Regions from separate parts of the Homo sapiens genome. Here region 1 is linked to region 2. The links are chromatin loops, found by intact Hi-C in ENCODE. Cell type or tissue: gastrocnemius medialis. All regions are shown on one strand. Each heading gives the region's core, and the rest is flanking DNA. Links, peaks and the distances in the headings are about the cores only.

What was found. Peaks named below come from ENCODE experiments on the same cell type or tissue, not always from the same donor. Only the 100,000 strongest peaks of a DNase experiment are listed, where the experiment ranks them.
Region 1: it touches region 2 in a loop (4-fold over the local background); 4 of 110 quality-filtered maps call a loop at or near these places.

The regions. Positions count from the first base shown.
Region 1 is chr11:46,759,617-46,762,535 of GRCh38, reverse strand. It overlaps CKAP5 (cytoskeleton associated protein 5), which reads left to right. Exons shown (of 44, transcript NM_001008938.4): 32 at 343-536; 33 at 1,752-1,924. It overlaps SNORD67 (small nucleolar RNA, C/D box 67), which reads left to right and starts at 37; the gene lies at 37-147. In gastrocnemius medialis, for the core only: no CTCF peak of the experiment used is centred there; DNase peaks (open chromatin) are centred at 1,480 and 1,885; H3K27ac peaks cover 2,500 bases.
Region 2 is chr11:46,709,694-46,712,612 of GRCh38, reverse strand. No RefSeq gene overlaps it. Among named protein-coding and RNA genes, the nearest start is that of F2, 8.1 kb to the left of the region's middle. In gastrocnemius medialis, for the core only: no CTCF peak of the experiment used is centred there; DNase peaks (open chromatin) are centred at 1,212 and 1,522; H3K27ac peaks cover 2,500 bases.

The DNA.
Region 1 (2,919 bases), core at 332-2,831, 50 kb before region 2:
TGCCTATGTAGTTGATTCCAACCTCCTGATTTAGACTGTGAGAGTGATGAGTTGCACACTGGTGGAGCCATGGTATCAGGTGATACAGGCACCACTCAGTATCACCCTGGTGACAAAATCAAGTGCACAGGGGCCATCTGACTCACAGGCATCTCTTCCTTTCAGGAGCACTTGCTGAAATACCATTTTTTCACTGATAAAAGGCAGTAAACAAAAAATCCTAGGCAGAGCCAGAGTAAGGTTTTAGTCCTTCATATATGCCAAGGGAAATTTCTCTAGTAAGGATAAGTCTCTGTCCCAAATATGTGTTGTCTCATTAATCTAGCCTTTCTCCCCCATCAGAGTGCCTGGAAGAGCTGGGATGTCTGGTTGAGTCCTATGGCATGAATGTTTGCCAACCAACCCCAGGAAAAGCCTTAAAGGAAATAGCTGTTCACATAGGAGACCGTGACAATGCTGTACGCAATGCTGCACTCAACACCATTGTAACGGTGTACAATGTACATGGGGATCAGGTGTTCAAACTGATTGGAAATGTGAGTGACTTCTCTGAACACTGTCAGCATGTCGTGAAAAGAATTGCAAGATCTCCTAGGTGTTAGGTTTCCTGTCCTCTCAACTGTAGCTAAGTTTTTACTACTTTTTAGTCAACTCAACCTATCAATGTGTCCTAGAATCCAGATAGACCCTTGAGGTGTCTCTGATTAGGCTGTTTTAATGGAAATCAAGTTTTCTTTTCTGAGCATTCTATTCATAGCAAATTTGCTTTAGAAATGAGTGCTATTTTTGAATCAAGAAATCTGAGCTAGTCCCGGGTTTAAATTCTGCCTGGCAGTCTGCTCTGTAATTTTTACTGCATCGAGTTTTTGGTTAAAAAGTGCTTATTTGTGTATAGTGTGGATGCTAGTATCTGTCAGATCACATCTTGCGCTACAGCCGTGAGCCAGTTTTTCACTCACATTAGGTTCTGCCTCTGACCTCTTATTTCGTTTGAGTGAGTCTGGACCTCCGTCTTCAGTTACCTCATAGTGTCACCATGTATTTACACAGGGCTTAAATATGTTTACTTATATTTTCTAATTAAATTCTCACTACTACCCAGTGAAGAATATAAAGCAGTTGGGAATTTTACAGATGACCAAAAATGAAGTTTCTTGCCCATAGTCACACAGCTAGATAGTGGTGACAAAACAAAAAATGAGGAAGCTTCATTTAATTTTTGACCTTTTTATTTGTAGTTACTAATTGGCTTTCTTTTTTTTATCGTTTCTTTTTTTTTTTTTTTTTGAGACAGGGTCTTGCTCTGTCACCTAGGTTGGAGTGCAGTGGTGTGATCATGGTTCACCGCAGCCTCGACCTCCCAGGCTCAAGTGATCCTCTGACTTCAGCCTCCTGAGTAGCAAGGACTACAGGCGCGTGCCACCACACCCAGCTTATTTTTATACTTTATGTATAGATGGGGTTTCACCATGTTGCCCAAGCTGGTGTCAAACTCCTGGGCTCAAGTGATCCTCCTGCTTTGGCCTCCCAAAGTGCTGGGATTACATGCATGAGCCACTGTGCCCAGCCCCTCTCCTTCTTTCATATCTCCTCTTCCTATAGCAGCTAGGCAGGTATTAATAGTAGTTGATTTTGAAATGTGGTGCTTTGAAAGTAAACATGTCCTAACATAGAAGGTTCTATTTGTTTTGATATGAAAATAGATATTATTGTGTTATCCAGTTAGGTTTCTAAATTTGGCCTCTTTACAGCTTTCTGAAAAGGATATGAGCATGCTCGAGGAGAGGATTAAGCGGTCAGCAAAGAGACCCTCTGCTGCACCAATAAAACAGGTGGAAGAGAAACCTCAGCGTGCACAGAACATAAGCTCCAATGCCAACATGTTACGCAAGGGACCAGCTGAGGACATGTCTTCCAAACTCAAGTATGTAGATAGAGATACTTGTCTGAGAGCATCTCCATGGCCTTTGCCTTGTGTGCTCACAGCCTGTCCTGTAACATAATCTTGAGTTCTTGTAGCCATTATCATGCATGACAGAGTGTCTGGGTAAATGTATTGTAACCAAATGTTTGATTCTTCAGTCTTCATTGTCTTTGTCTTTGTCTCAAAACCACTTCTAAATGGTCTTGTGCCTTCTTTCACTGCTTTTCCGTGGACAGAATTATGTATCGCACTTATAGGATGTAAGTACTGCCTGCTAATTTCTCATTAGCAGGGCTCTTATATCTTTCTAACTTCTGACTTGGATTCATCCCCTCTGGAGGGTGACTAGCTTAGAGTTTATAATCAGGGTAGAGGGTGTCCATAAGTACCCCATGAATCAAGTCTTCCACAAAAGTTCAATGTCATGTGGCTAAAATACTGATTCACTTTCTTCTTTGTGTTATACTTGGTTGTGCTTAGTTTCCTATTCTTGAGATAAGGCTAATTAAAATACATGCAACCCAAAATTGGCTTAGGGACTCAAAATACTGCCTCCTAAGCAAGACAGCTCTATTTTGGGTTGTGTCATGAGTATAATTTTAACGAACTTGAATTTGGAAACTTTGAATCCCTATTTCTTGGATGTAAAGCTGGCCCTGACCTGTCAAGAGTGAATATTCTAAAAAGGGGTGACTGGTGGTCTCACAAAATATAAAATGTGCTGAACACGGCATGGAATGGTACTTATGATTAGCAAAATTAAAGCACTGGTTAATTTGGTGGAAAAGAACCAGCCAGTCTAAATTTTTCTTATATATTTGCTCATAAGTAGTGAACTTTGAGTCAATACAAATATATTTTATTGTTTTCTGCCCCTTCAGGAATAGAAATACAAGGTTTGTTGGCTTTAGTGAACTAGAACAAATACTTATAACTTGGCAGGTAATGTAAGTACAAATTAAAGTTATCTGCCCTCTTAGGATATTCATGAACCA
Region 2 (2,919 bases), core at 265-2,764:
GTCAGGCGCAGTGGCTCACGCCTATAATCCCAGCAATTTGGGAGGCCAAGGTGGGCAGATCACCTGAGCTCAGGAGTTCAAGACCATCCTGGGCAACATGGTGAAACCCCGTCTCTACTAAAATACAAAAAATTAGCTGGGCATGGTGGTGCATGCCTGTAGTCACACCTACTTGGGAGGCTGAGGCACAAGAATCCCTTGAACCCGGGAGGCAGAGGTTGCAGTGAGCCAAGATCACGCCACTGCACTCCATCCTGGGTGACAGAGTGAGGCGGTCTCAAAAATAATAATAAATAAATAAATAGACTAGGCATGGTGGCTCATGCCTGTAATCCTAACACTTTGGGAGGCTGAGGTGAGTGGATCACTTGAGGACAGAAGTTCAAAACCAGCCTGGCCAACCATGGTGAAACCCTGTGTCTACTAAGAACACAAAAAACAGTCTGGGCATGGTGGCTCACCCCTGTAATCCCAGCACTTTGGGAGGCCAAGGTGGGTGGATCACCTGAGGTCAGGAGTTCGAGACCAGGCTGGTCAACATGGTAAAACCTCGTCTCTACTAAAAATACAAAAATTAGCCGGGCGTGGTGGCAGGTACCTGTAATCTCAGCTACTCAGGAGGCTGAGGCAGGAGAATTGCTTGAACCCAGGAGGCAGAGGTCGCAGTGAACTGAGGCAGTGCCACTGCACTTTAGCCTGGGCGATAGAGCAAGACTCCATCTCAAACAAAAAATCCATCTCAAAAAATAAATAAAATGAAAATTATATTGAAATCAGAGGAAAAAAAAAATAAAATATATATATATATATATATATATTTTTCAGACAGGGTCTTGTTGTGCTGCCCAGGCTAGAATGCAGTGGTAAAATCACAGCTCACTGTAGCCTTGAAATTCTGAAAATATTTTCTCAGTGAAAAAAAATATTCCAGTGATTAGTCTTTCCAAGAATGGTCTGCCTTTTATTTGAGCTGGAAGAGCACTAAATTAGGAATCAGAAGGCCGGAATTCTGTCCTGGTTCTGCTACTGACTGGTCTTCTGACCCTGGCAAGTGACTTGTGTTGTGGCCTCTGTTTTCTCATGGGTAACTGTAACATGAGGATCTTGGGAGATGCTGTGTAACACCCATTCTCACTTGAGCCATGCGTGTTGCCAGAGCAGAGACTCCCAAATCACCTGCCTTCCAATCCGTTGGCTCTGTCCTGACCCTGCTCCGACCCTGCTCCATGTACCATGTACCAGGGACGGCTTTAATGGAGGAAAAATTCTCCAATCTGTGTGGGGAATGTGGAAAGGGAGTGTGGGCATCTCAGCTGTTGGCCTGGGGATGCTGTGGGGTGTCAACAGGCCTCCCGGACAGCCCAGAGCATCCCCACGTCCTGCACAGTTCAATGTCAAGCAAGGAGCGTGTCCCCAGGATGCCTAAAACGCTAGGCAGACACTGCTGAGCAGTCCCCTGAGTTGAAGTGGGCCTGCCTGAGTCAGGAGCTGGAAAAGAAATTGAGCAGGTTCCAAGTCACAGGGTAGGCTGACTCAAAACTAATCTTAGCAGCTGTTTCTCAGGCTTTGGACAGTGTGGCCTTTCTCTTCACAGATCACCACGATTTCCTGCTGTCCTCCCGCCCCTTGGACAATTTTAGGTTTATGCTTTGCCAAGTTTTTCAGATTGGGCAGGCAACTGGGTTAATGTCAGTGGCAAACCAGGAGGCACGGGGCTGCCGGTGACATCGTGGTCAAGTGCTGGGAAGCCAGAAAACCACCCACATTAGAATCCTGGCTTTTGGCCGGGCACGGTGGCTCACGCCTGTAATCCCAGCACTTTGGGAGGCTGAGGCAGGTGGATCACTTGAGGTCAGGGGTTTGAGACCAGCCTGGCCAATATGGCAAAACTCCATCTCTACTAAAACTACAAAAATTAGCCGGGCATGTTGGCACACACCTTTAATCCCAGCTACTTGGGAGGCTGAAGCAGGAGAATCGCTTGAACCCGGGAAGAGGAGGTAAAGTTAGCGGAGTAGAGTTAGCAGAGACCGCAACACTGCAGTTCAGGCTGGGTGACAGAGTGAGATTCTGTCTCAAAAAAAAAAGAAGAATCCTGGCTTTGCCTCTTACTGATGGTGTGATCTTGTCATCCTCTCTGAGCCTCAGTTTCTTTTTTTTTTTTTTTGAGACAGAATTTTGCTCTTTTGGCGCAGGCTGGAGTGCAGTGGCGTGATCTTGCCTCGCCGCAACCTCTGCCCCCCGGGTTCAAGCGATTCTCCTGCCTCAGCCTTCCAAGTAGCTGGGATTTCAGGCATGCGCCACCACGCCCGGCTAATTTTTGTATTTTGAGTAGAGACAGGGTTTCTCTATGTTGGTCAGGCTGGTCTTGAACTCCCGACCTCAGGTGATCCGCCTGCCTCAGCCTCCCAAAGTGCTGGGATTATAGGCATGAGCCACCATGACCTTCTGCCTTAGTTTCTTTATCTGTAAGACAGGGACCACAATTCCTATTTTGCAGGACAGTAGAGGCATAAAACAAGCAAGTCTATCTTTTCCATCTCTCTTGCCTCCCGCCCCTCAAGGCAATCCCATCTGGCTTCCTCCGGCTCTCCCTCAGCTTGCCAGTAACTTCCATAAACTTCAACTCTCCCAATAGCAATGGACATTGCTAACCACATCCCCCTTGTTGAAACTTTTCCATCAGCTTCAATGGCATGCACTTTGTAGGTTTTTCTCTTTCGTTGGGTGATTTTTTGTGTCCCTTGATAAGCCTACCTCCTGTCACTGAACCTGAAGCGCTTGACCATCCTGGCCTTGGTCTTCCTCCCTGCTCTCTGTATTGAGGGAAACTAAAATATTTCACCCCAAAATATACTTCTTTGATATATTTCAAGATGGCTATTCAGAAGGGCTGGAAATACAAGAATAGCTGAAAAA